2 separate regions of the Homo sapiens genome follow, and region 2 is linked to region 1. A link is a contact called in ENCODE Hi-C data. All regions are on one chromosome and are shown on one strand. The core of a region is the stretch at or near the end of the contact, and the rest is flanking DNA. Distances in the headings are between cores, read along the strand shown. Region 1 has its middle 390 kb from the start of NR2F2-AS1. Region 2 has its middle 350 kb from the start of NR2F2-AS1.

The links. A loop is a pair of places that touch in the nucleus more often than their neighbours do. Pooled maps may share reads with other maps.
Region 2: a map with no recorded cell type shows a loop between it and region 1 (2.0-fold over the local background). The contact joins two enhancer-like sites. A Hi-C loop is called at or near these places in 1 of 168 maps with a recorded cell type or tissue (mesothelial cell of epicardium), 3 of 37 single-sample maps with no recorded cell type and 5 of 50 pooled maps.

The regions. Positions count from the first base shown.
Region 1 is chr15:95,930,306-95,936,836 of GRCh38, reverse strand. No RefSeq gene overlaps it. Among named protein-coding and RNA genes, the nearest start is that of NR2F2-AS1, 390 kb to the left of the region's middle. RefSeq lists a cis regulatory region at 5,690-5,803. Within about 2 kb of position 4,021, at least 3 of the 41 ENCODE cell types and tissues checked have a DNase peak (open chromatin) inside an H3K27ac peak, as active enhancers do.
Region 2 is chr15:95,968,903-95,975,433 of GRCh38, reverse strand. No RefSeq gene overlaps it. Among named protein-coding and RNA genes, the nearest start is that of NR2F2-AS1, 350 kb to the left of the region's middle. Within about 2 kb of position 3,258, at least 4 of the 41 ENCODE cell types and tissues checked have a DNase peak (open chromatin) inside an H3K27ac peak, as active enhancers do.

The DNA.
Region 1 (6,531 bases), core at 2,772-5,271:
CCTCTAGTGAAGTTTCTGTTTAGGGAGGTGAGCATCTTAAAGGACTCCCCTTTGGGGAAATGGATATCATTATATGATGAAAGGCTGGTAGGAACTTATTATGTTGTAGTTGGCATCAAAAACTTTGTGATGAAAATTAGAGTAATTAGAAACATTTCCGAGATAAATGATTTGTTGACATAAATTGCTGAAAATCCACCTAGTTGTGGAGCTGAGTATTGGGGAAGGGGCAGAGGGACGGGTCGGGAATAATGTGAAGTCTTTCTTATTTAGTTTACTCCCGTCCCAAAGAATCCTCTTCTCTATCCTGGCTTGGGTGAGTTTCCAGCTCCACTGTGCTTTCTGGGCTAGTTTCTAAGCTCCAGGCCCAATCGTTAGTGTAGTATTTCTCCAGGCAAACCTCTGGGTGGTCTTGTCTTGTGCTTGCTCTTCCAAGCATCAGTCTTCAAAGGAAAATGACCCACCTGCAAGAAGATGCCGTTTGCAACAGATACAGAGGAGGCAGAAGCCCTAGGTCAGGAAAGCGTGGAACAGAGGTCTTGCCCTGAAACAGCTGCGCTGCCGAGCTGGCTTCTACTTTGGGATGGAAAGATAATTTTTGTATTTCAATTCCTTTGCATTTCTTTTACATGATATAGGTCAATGAAGCAAACAATAACAAAAAATTATTGTGTCTCAAATGCAAACTTCTTGGCATTTGGAAGCCCTGAACCGTCTGTGACTTTCAGCTTCTGAAGGTTGTTTTTCTTTCTCTTCAAAAGTATTATTGGCTTAACGTGAAAGGAGTGATGCTGATTTTGTAACTTAGTCAAAAAAAACAAAAAGATTTAGAAGTCTCTTCAGGCATTTTAAATACAGAGCTACAAACTGCCCATAAAAAGGCAATTATGAACTTCTTTGAACTGAATCAAATATCAGTCCCTCTATATTGATGAATTAATATCTTCACTTTTTGAATTATAAACTATTAAGAGCATGTTCCTAGCATGTTCAGGACCAGAAGTATAAAGAAATGAAACCTCTTAGCACCCATTTAGGGTAACAGTCTTATGCTGTGCCTTTATTTGAACAATTCATTCCTTAAACATGGAGTACTGGTTATGGCAGGCACTAGGCGACCTAGGTTGTAAGCAGCCTGGACTGAATTTTCACAACTGGGTAAAGATATATGGTGACAGAAAGAGAGAGGAACAATGCCATGGAACAATAGAGCATGATCCTCTGGAACATTGGTTCTCATTTATATATATTCCACTGTTACATGTCAACATAAAGAATTCCATTGTTTAAAAGAAAATCCAAATGAGAGTGGGTCAGTGGCTTGCTTGAGGGCATAACCTTAGCCAAAAGAAGATTCAAATTTATATCCAAGTTCATACTTCTCTGCCCCATTTCCGTACCTCTTGAACTAGACACTGAGCTTTACTCAACTTTATTTGGAAAACGCAGCTCATTCTTGAAGCAGAAGACCCTGAGCTTTTTGTGGCTTCCTAGTGTTCAGTGCTCACCATAATCTGTATCCTTAGACCTTCATGCAAACAGGACCATGGTTATGGTGGTGGGTGGTGCCTATGGTGCTGGAGTGAACACAAGAAATGAGGTGAAAAACACTTTTGCCTTAGTCCATTTGGGCTGCTACAGAATATTTTAGACTGGGTGACTAATAAACAACAAACATTTATTTTTCACAGTTCTGGAGGCTGGGAAGTCCAAGATGAAGGCACTGGTAGATTTAGTGTATGGTGAAAGCCAGCTTTCTCACAGATGGTAACTTCTCTTTGTGTTCTCACTTGGTGGAAGGGGCAAAGAAGCTCCCTCAGGCCTCTTTTCTAAGGGAACTAATCCTATTCATAAGGGCTCCAGCCCAAAGGCCACACCTTCAAATACCATCACCTTGGGAATTAGGATTTCAACACATCAATATTGAGGAGACCCAAACATTCAGACCATAGCTACTTTCAATAGGAGTATTGGAAGGATCAAGATGGGGTAACCCATGCAATGTCCTCAGTACAGGGTCTGGCAGGTGATAGTGCTTTACAACCATTAGCAATTATTATTTATTAACACAGATTGAGAACTCTAGAATCAAGATTTTCTAATCAAAGTACTCTTGTGATTCAGATCATTTTAGGTGGCTTGGGGAAAGAAGATTTAACAGCACAAACCATGAAAGGTAATGACTTCGGCCGGGCATGGTAGTGCATACCTATAATCCCAGCACTATGGAAGGCCGAGGCAGGAGTTTCAGACCAGCCTGGGCAACATGGTAAAACCTTGTCTCTACAAAAACAGAAAATTTAGCCAGGCATGGTGGTGCACACGTGTAGTCCTAGCTACTTTGGAAACTGAGGTGGGAGGATCACTTGTAACTGGGAGGTCAAGGCTGCAGTGAGGAGTGACCACACTACTGCACCCCAGCATATGCAATAGAGTGAGATCTTGTCTCAAAACAAAAAGAAAGAAAGAAAATAAAAAAAGAAGAAAAAGGTAATGACTTTGGCTTTTGGTAGCCACTGGAAAGAGAAAATACAAGTGGAGATCTTCCCAAGGCTTGAGGTAATGATCATATTTTACCTAATGAGGATGGTTTTCTGGGCCATAAACTGATGTTCTGTCCAAGTGTCACACGTAATATCATTTAGCTCTTCAGAAGGGTTTCACTCTTCAAGGAAAATGAGGGTGACAAACAGAGGTGTCAGATCTTGTGAAAAGACTAGAAATGCTGTGTCTATAGCTCATGAGGAGTATCAAAATGATGTGGTGAGTGTGTCCAGCTCTCTATCTGCAGGTGACTTGTGGAATGATACAATCAGACAGGGTGCAGAGAGGGGGAGGGGAAAGCAATCATCCTCTGAAAGAGATCATCAAACGCTCTTCCGGAGAATTGGCTGCTTTGCAGGTGGAGTTGCCCTGTGCTTACTTTGTCAGAGATGCTGTGCATTTTCAAACAACCTGGGTTTCTTTTGGGGAGTGTGTGATTACACTGAGGTATGTTTCTTTTCTTTTTTTCTTTTTTTTTTTGAGACAGGGTCTCACTCTGTCACCCAGACTTGTGTGCAGTGCCACAGTCACGACTCACTGCAACCTCTGCCTCCCAGGCTCAAATGATCCTCCCACCTCAGCCTCCCGAGTAACTGGGACTACAGGTATGTGCCACCACACCTGGCTAAATTTTTTTGTATTTGTTTGTAGAGATGGGGTTTTGCCATGTTGCCCAGGCTGGTCTTGAACTCCTGAGCTCAAGCTATCTGCCCACCTCGGCCTCCCGAAGTGCTGGTATTACAGGCATGAGCCACCGTGCTGCAGACGTGTTTCTGAGAACATTTTGCTTACGGCCAGTGAAGGATGCTAAGTCTAGGGTTCTAATTAAACCCATCGCTGAATTACACTATGCCTCCTTTCTAATCTCATGTTGGCCAGTTCCTTTTTCTCACTGGACCCATCCACACTGGATTGCCTGAGAAGGATATGGGTTATTCAATAAAGTGTTAGGAGTTATTCTATGGTGAATCCTATGTGCTGCATTGATCGTTAGTAGTGAATACTGCTCTTTCACTTATCAATGACTATGTTCTTAAGCCTATAGATGTTTCTTCTTGTCTACTATTTATAAGGTGCTGTGGTTGGCATAGGATGAACTATACCACAGTACTATCCCTTTGCTGGGAATTTATAGTCTATGAATAAAGGATAAGATAACATCATAAATGTAATGTGGGGTAGACTAAATGATTCAAGTCAGCTGGGTGGAAAGTGCTGAGAATGTTGAGAGAAAGGAGACATTCCAGCATGCGCCTTCCAGACCTAACCCATTATAATAAGCATTGCTAGTCCAGAAATCTCTGAGAACCATGGCCGAGGGTCTAGATGTAATGTGCTGCCACAATTCTAGGCATGCGGAAGTGATCAGGGGATAAAATAGACAGAGTTTCCTCTCCCGCTTCTTAAATTCCTGTGGGAAGTGAGGAGGGTGGTGATAGGCAATGACTAATGGTCATAAAAAATTATTTCTGAACTTGGTAAGTCTTAGGGCAGTGGAAGAGAGAAAAGCTTTCTCCAGAAGCTACTTCACATAGCCTGGAATCATTTGTCTGGCCTGCCAAGCAGTGATGATTCTGCACTTACCACACTCTCTATTATGTCAGGGCTAGAAATGAAAAGTGCTAGTGAAATAAATTAATAGGTGATTAAATTATCTTATTTGGAACTAGAGCTATACAAAGGGATGATTTACTATGCACTATACCATTTATAAATTACAAATTTAACAATGGTTAATTAGAAGAGATCCTCACATATACAGGTACATATGGATATATGTAAATTCAAGGTGTTTTGGCATCTAGAGCCAGAAAAATGAGGAAACAAGGGTGTTAACAAGGCACAGGGAGGAATACCAGTGAGGGTGTTGATTCTGGCTTTGTCCAATCACAAAACTGGTTTGACAATTTTTGATGAAATCAACCGGTGGGTTTAGTCTAGCACCTGGTCAATTCAGTCAAAAATGTCAAAAACCCTGTGACCGAATTGACAGGTGTTAGACTGACTGACTGGTCAATTCCATCAAAGCAGTAGAACCATTTGTGTTTGTAGATACATTTCAGGCCCAATATAGAAAAAGAGAATTTGGGGAATTAGCACTGGGGTAATCTCTTGGAGGGACACTTTGGGAGAATGGGCAGTAAGTCACCATTCTGTAATATCATCCCATATCGATGGCAATTCTAAGTCACAGCAGCCCCCAGAACGAACCTATGACCATTATTGGAAATAATTCAAAGCTATTAATAATATAGTGTCCTGATGCCCCTTGTAGTTGACTACTGTGACTTGTTTGTACTTTATTTGAAAAGCACAGGTATTCAGGGGACCAGTTCTGACACTTCTGTTTTGCCGTACATGAATACCCATGAATGTGACATTAGGACTGTGGGTGAAATAAATCTACATTTTTATTATCATGGCATATTAGTCTCCCAGATTAGATACAAACATGTCCATTTTAAATATTTGCAACTCAGCACTTTCTCTTCTCACAATGATAGTTTCTTAGTGACAGAGAGAAGGTCATTACAATAAAAACATGAGGTATAATGGGTGCTAAAAATGCTAAATATATTCACCCCCAACTTCTGGTTAGGTGGTCCCCGTGCTTGGTATTTGGCCTATGGGGAAAATTACGGATTTTAAGAAACCATCATGATGGTCCCACAGCATTCTCCCCTGGACCCCCACGGCCGGGAGACATGTGCATCTGCATAAAGTCTACTACATTAAAGACCAAAAGGGCTGGCTTGCTTCTCCCACGGTCTTAAGTTAACACTTGTCTTTGTGTAGTCCAGTCTTTTCTGAACTTGAAATCCAATTGGCCAACAATTAAAGCCAATTAGCACGTGAGGAAAATAAACCAAAGACTCTCTCCCTGTGTTTTCCATGGCTTGATAGAAAGCTAGTTAGCTCAAGGCATTAGCATAGTTGTGTATCAGGCCAGGCATATAACGGAGACTAGTTGGCTTAAAGTATTAGAAGACTGGGGTAGCGGCTGGGGCAGCAGAACTGTGTTATTCTGAGCTAACAGCTGCCAAACATTCTTGACAGGAGATGAGGCAGATGTCCAAGGACAATCAAAGAGAGAAGAAAGTTTAAGCCAACGTTTGCCTATCTCATATTCTCTGCTTGATCCTCAGCCTCAAAGACAACGCACAGCTGCTGCACTTCAAGGTCTAGAGGCTGATCCCAACTCCCAGGCTGCCCCCACACCCCTGCTTATTCTCTGAGAGCTGGGCTCAGCTTTCCTATCAAGCCGCCCTTGCAGGTCATCTTGTTGGAGAGAGTGGGGCTTCTTGGTGACTTTTCGATATTCTGAACACTCACAATGTTTAGATCAAAATTCCACAGTGTGTGATAATCATAAGATTCGGGACTGAAAAAGCCTTTCTAGGACAACCCTAAATGGGCCAGCTTATCAGGAGACAAGATAAGTGGTGGCCAAAACAGCGTGTCCTTAGAGGTAAGAAATCATCAGTTCAAATACAAAGTGAAGAAAAGAGGAGCAATCCATGTGAAATCTAAATGCTGCGGATTTACTCTCAAAGCTGCGGACATTTTGTTTCAGCATTTCAATAATAGAAGGGATGTGGGGGATAAAAATTAAAGTACAAGTGTCCATTATGGATAAAGACACACAATATGCATCTGTACTGAAAGCGTTTGCCAAAACGTTGGCGTGTTATCTCTCCTGGGGGAGAGGCAGAGGGACTTTATTTCCCATCAGTGCTAAGAGGCATTTCATGTCCTATAGTACGGCAATATGCTTATTTACTAAAATCTTTTATTGTTATATGTTACACAGCATGTCAAAAATAGGCAACTCTTTCATGTTGTTAAACAACATCTGCAGGTAATGAAACAGTAGAATCTTCTCAAATAAAGAACCTGTGTAATTGTCAAAATCTTTACACATACCATTGTTCCACAGAGGGGGAACAACTCAAAATTTTATGTTAAATTTTTTTTCTATGTACCCTC
Region 2 (6,531 bases), core at 2,009-4,508, 39 kb before region 1:
ACATTCAACTCGAAGATGAGTAGTCCAGGTTGGTGGAAGTTCCCTGTTCCACAGAGTCATTCAGGGACTCAGGCTCCTTCTGTGGGGAGTTTCCAGTTGAAGATAGGTCACAGCCCCTACTGAGTTCCAGCCAGCAGGAAGGAGATAGAGGCATGGAGGAGGCAACGACCCAAGGCCCAGGCTGGGAAATGGCACACATTACTTCTTCTCATATTCTTTGGCCATAAGTCAGTCATATGACCACATCTAACTGCAAGGGAGGCAAGGAAATGTGGTTTATCCATATGACCCAGAAGTAGGGAAGGATAGATTTTTGTGGGCAACTAGCAATCTTCATCCAACTGATTTGTTAAATGTCTTTGTAGCTGTAAACTGACTCTCCATGCCTGGGCCCTGAAGCTTCATGGCCATAAGATTTCATGCTTCGTGTTAAGAAAGAATATCTGTCTACGTGCAAATGAATAAACTGTCTGATATCAAATAATCTTCTGTCTTTAGCCTTTCTTATCTTCCTTTAAAAATGATCATAAACTTTCCTACTTAAACTGTCAGGCTTTATTTTCCTCCTATATGAGGAAAAGTTCCTGTACATTAACTTCATCTTATTTCTTTGTTTAATTAGACAGTCTCTATTTGGCATAACCCAAGCCTGATTTAAATTTCTTTTTTTTCCCTCATCTATTGTCTCTCTTATGGCCTTTTGTAGAAACTGTACTAATTTAGTGAATCTTTTATCTTGATCAGCCTCATCAAGCAAAGAAGTTACTTTTTTTTTTTTGGAAGTGTTTGTGAAAATTCTTTTGTATAGCTACTTCCTCTTAGGGGTTGGTCTTTTGTGCTTCTTACTTAATTCCATGGCTGTCAGTTCTAACTAAGGATGCTCCCAGTAGTGATGCTGGTGTAAGAGACAGTGTCTGCTTCTTTGGAACAAATGAATTTTAAAGATCCTCGTGGAGCACCTTAATGTCCCTCTGCTCAATCTCTTAAGAACCCACTTTTGTATCTATTAAATCTATCAACAGCCCTGGTGTTTGCGGGGGACAGGCTCTGTTTTCTTGATAAATTCATGAACACACTTTATTGTTTGGCTTTTTCTTAATCTTAGGTATAGATTTTCCTAGAAAAAAAAACCTAGGATGGTTCTGCCTACCTCCTCCTTGCAAGACAGAAGTATCATCAGCGTGCTGTTTTCAGTTTTATTGGTAGATCTCTCACAATGTGCTCTAATCTTTGAAACTGGGAAGGGAAAAGGAACCTCCCTGCTGAATTCCCCTCACAGCCCCTCTGCTGCGGGGCCCTGAGGCTCTGGAACCAGGCAGGGGTCGGGGGAGCGCAGTCTTTAGCTGTGCTCCTGCCCACTCATTACTTCCTCTATGAACCACAGCAGAGTTATGCTTGGACAATTTGCCCTGTTGTTCTCCACTCTTCATTGCCTTTTGCACCAGTCAGAACAAAACGCTGAGTCTCCCATGGATCAGAAAGAAGGGGAAAAAGGGGGCTTATCCATTCTCACCCATACACACCACACACACACACACATACACACCACGCACACACACACGAAAATATAATGCCTGTTTTCAAGCACCAGTTATGTACTAAGCACTTTGTATATACTGTATGCAAATTTCTCTTCATCCTTATAAACTAGCTGTTAGTTATTATCTCCTTTGTGCTCATTTGATCACTGAGCTTCAAGGGCCATACAAGCAGGCTCAGCTGACCTGACAGGACCTTGGGCAGAGAGGGCTGTCAAGAAGGTCCCCAATTCAGCCTTCTGCTGCCTTCTACATCTTGCAGCACATTTGCCCCTTTGAGATAACTGAAATTTTTTGAGCCTTCTGCTACTTGAGAAGATATGCTCCCTGGAGTTTCTATCCTTTGCAAAATCCTGGGCAACCTTGTCCGTTCTTCTGTCTCCCAAATCTGGACCTAGAATCCCTAACATCTCACCTAAGCTCGTGATGGGCATATCCAGGGACTTCTAAATTCATCTTCTGGCTATTCATGAAGAGTTAGCATCCTCTTTGCCCCACTCCACCCGCAACACACATATACATTCTTTATCTGCTATTATTCCCTGACATTTAAGACAGAAACCAGGAGTCACCCTCAGTTCATCTCTCCCCTCTAGTCTCCCATCTAACTGATCAGTGTGTCTTGCAGGACTGACGAGGGCAAAGCTGGGCCTCAGTGCTCCCGATACTCAGGCCCCAGTGGCCTCTTTTTGGAACAATTGTTTTGGACTCTTTCACTGACTCCTCTGCCTTAGGTCTCACTGGCTTTGATCCCGCTTTTCTATGGTGGCCAGAGGGACCTTTCTAAGATGCAGAACTAACCAGACCACTCTCTAAACAGAAAATTAAGAAACCCTGCAGAGAGCAAGTCCAGGCCCAGTCCTGCAGCATTGAGGCCTGCCTCCTCTCCGTCGCACTTTTATCTTGCAGTCTGATCTCCAAGCCCCACTCCCTTTGGAATATGCTAGGGGCTCAAGTGGTGTGAATGTCCCCAACCTCCAGGCTGCTGGTCTAGTTGTATGAGATACTCTCATTGCGTACAGTGCCCATATCCTTACAGTTAAAGCCTGTTTAAGACAACCCTGCCTTTCCTGCCATAACCTCACACTGACTAGAGACACACGCAAATGGGCAGGCATGCGTGCCCCCCACCCTGCCAAACACAAGGCAAGCCAGGCGTGCTTCTCTTTAACCATTATAAAGATGAATTTGTCTGCCCTCTCTTTCTTTGAAGAAGTCATCTCCTTGAGGACAGGCATTGTGTCTCTCTTCCAGTTGTCTCCAGCCCCTTGCCCAGGCACCTCCAGGATCATATTTGTTGCGTGGTTGATTTGTCCACTGCCAGATGTTCAGGAGCATGTGTTTCTTTGTGGAAGCTCTGCACTGCCACAGCCTACTGTGGTGCAGAGTCAGTGACTAATAAATGCTGGAATGAGGAGAAGTCATCCCGGCCTCCTCACTTCTCCTTCTTCACAGAAGGACTTCGCTGGCTATTCAAGTCCTGCCCTTCCTCCAGCAGAAACGTTCCTCTCTAATCGCTCTGTTGCAGATAGGTTTTTCTCAGCAGCTGGATGGTTCTGGCTATCTTGAGTCAATTTTCATTCTTGCAACACAGAGGATTTTTGAAAACACTTTCAGAACTTGGGAGCAGCGAGAAGCAGACAGTGCATGATTGCATTGGGACTCAAGAGCAAACCTCAGCTTCCTGGCTGTGGCCATGTGCCAGGCACTGGCGCTAGTGAAGACAGAAAAGTCTTTTGAAGTGCTGCAGATTTAAACCAGGGAATCAGTTAACATCTCCCCAAGCAGCCAGTAGTGGGAACAAGAAGTGTATTTGATAATGGAGAGATGCTGGGAGAATGGCTGAGTCTGTGCTTCCCTTGTGATAAAGGATGCTACAGAGCAGAAATTAAAACGAGAGGACTAGGGGGTGGCAAAGCTGCTCTCATTACAAGAGCGGCAGGCATGGGGTTATTGTGTAGGAAGAAATCGGGCATGAGATTGGAGGGCCTTATGAAGGCTTGCACGGGTATTTCCTTGTTGGTACTTGTGATGGAAATCCAGTTGCTAGCAGAGTTGTAATAGAAAGTGCCTCTCCTGGATTCCTTGATTCCTCGTGATGAATTTTTAGGTAACCGTGAGGAAGAGAGCAGGCAGCACCAGCCCTGAGGGATGGGCACCCCTTTGCTTATGTTCTTCAATTTCATCATACTTTCCTTTCACAGTATCAGTACTGTTCGTGTGCGTGCGTCCATACAGGCAGCAGTGGAAAACGGAAAGCGTATGGACTTCAAGTTTGAATTCACACCAGAGTTGAAATACAGTTCTTTCTCATATGTGCAACACTAAACAAATTGTTTCACTTCTTTGAAGCTAAATGTCCTACTATGTTAAATAGAAAAACTATTACTGAACTCATAGGGTTATGATAAAGATAAAACAATATATTATGAATGCTCTCAGCTCTGGCCAAACTTGTCAACTGTAAATCTGAAGTTTTCATCATATGTTATTTGTATTTAGAATGCTTGGAGTTCTTAAACATCTTTCTAGCCTCTTTTCATCTGAATACAGGTACATTAAAAAAAAATACTGCCAGGGCCAGGCGCGATGGCTGACTCCTGTAATCCCGGCACTTTGGGAGGCCGAGGTGGGTGGATCACCTGAGGTCAGGAGTTCGAGACCAGCCTGGCCAACATGGGGAAACCCCGTCTGTACTAAAAATACAAAAATTAGCCACACGTGGTAGTTGGCGCCTGTAGTCTCAGCTACTCGGGAAGCTGAGGCAGGAGAATCGCTTGAACCTGGGAGACGGAGGTTGCATTGAGCCGAGATCGCGCCACTACACTCCAGCCTGGGTGACAAGAGCAAAACTCCATCTCAAAAAAAAAAAAAAAAAACGAGCAAAAAAACCCCAACAAACTGCCAGGTGTCCATGATTTACAACCAGAGATTACCACGAAGCCTTTTTATAACAGCCCAAGCAAATCAAATCCAATGTGATCATATTAAAATAAAATAATACATTTGTAGTATGGCCCAATAAGCTATCAGAGTGATGGAAACACTCCACAGATCTATTAGCTGTTGATTATTAGAATTATTAGTAAGTGGTTTAATGCATTAATGTAAAATTAAAACCATTTTCTTTATTTTTGGAGGGAAAATTTGACCAAAAAACCTATGAGGAAGTGTTCCATTACCATTTTGTACCAGCCTAACTGAAATGTCACTGCCTATGTCCACTGATTAAACAAATGCTGAAATGGAAGTAAGCAGTTTTCTTCTAATGATGTAGAAATTCCCCCCACGAATCCAGGTGTCACTGCCTAAAGATCAAGTGACTAATTGCAGTGGATACTAGTGGGCCAGGACCATAGCCTAGAAACGTCATGCTGCCAGGGCTCACATGACCTTAAGGGAAAGACCCAAGACTGTCACCAATAAGACTCACATGTTTGCAGATCTTAATGGAAAAACCATGTTCTAAACTAATTAATTCCCTGTTTGTATAATACAGTCACACTTAGCGTACTGTGTGCTCTTTGTAATCTAATTTCTGTTGAATTGCTTTTTACAATCTGCTCAAAATGTGTTTATAACAGAGAATCATTATAAGAATAACTTCTTTTCCCTTTCAGCTTTCCTCTGTTTCTCTCTCTCCTTCCTTCCCCCTTCCTTCCCTCCCTCCTCCCTTTCCTTCCCTTTTTTTCCTTTCCCTTCCCTTCGCTTCCTTCTTCCTTCTTTCCATATCTCCTCCCTACTCCTTCCTTCCTTCCTTCCTTCCATTTTTCTTTCTTTCTCAACTTTAAAATGTGCTTCCCTTTGTTAAATAGATCAAATGAGTTCAGGAATCCAAATTTCTTCCTTGTTCTTTTTATTTTCTCCTTAGTCGTCTTCTTTTGCTTATTGCTTTATGGAGAAAGGTAACTTCTTTTCTTTCAAGAGATTACTAAGTGGTCAATACATATCCATGAGTTCCTGTCTTCTGAGCTGCTCTTAAATTACCTTAAAACACTTCAAATATTTCCTGAAGGTTTTCTATACTAAGCACCTGGGATAGAGAGCTATAACCTGTGAGGTTTACTACCCTCAAGGAAATCAAATACACTCTATTAAAAATGAGAAAGAAGTGTACATTTCAGCACACATTCATTTATTCATTTTTTTCACCTTTTCTTTAATTTTTAAATAACTTTAAAAATAGTTCGAGGCATATAAATTGTAAAAATAGCACAGAGACTTCCCTTGTACCAGCCTTCTCCAATGCACAAAATGTTATGCATATCTGTAATGCATTTTCAAAACCGGGAAACTGACATTGGTACAATGCTGTTTACTCAAATAGAGACTCTATTTGCTTGACTATTTTTAAGTGTTTTGAGACTCAAGAATAGTGTGTTCCAAGGAGAAGATTCTCAACCGAGGATGATTTTGTCCCCCAAGAGACATTTGACAATATTGAGAGACATTGTTGGTTGTCATAATTGTCAGGGTGGGATTACAATACTGGTATCTAGTGAACAGAGGCCACAGATATTGCTAAACACCTTAGAATACTTTGGTAGCCCTTACAGAAAAGAATCATCTAGCTCAAAATGTCAATAGTGCCAAGGTTGGGAAAACCTGCTTTAGAGAACCATAAGCCTCGTGGCAAATCACTTCTCACTTGATCGTATCAGCACCATTTAAACCAGGGAATTCAAACTCAAATATCTACAGCGGCCAGCCAGGCAGTGGTCAAGAGTGCAGCAGACTAGGTAGAGTGTGTAGAACCAGAAAGCACATTCCCTGCCCAAAGGGAGAAGCTACTGCTCACTCAAGTGGGGCTTGCCATGATGAAGCATAGGCCAACTTTGCTGGGTCATCAGATTTTCCCTAGAAGCCAGACTTGGAAATGTAGGCAAAGCCAGAGGGCTGACCTGTTCGGGAGGACATTGCGGGCAATTGTTGCCCTAGAGCACAAACTTGGATCCATTGGTAAAGGCTCCTAGCTTTCTAGTTCTCTACCGTG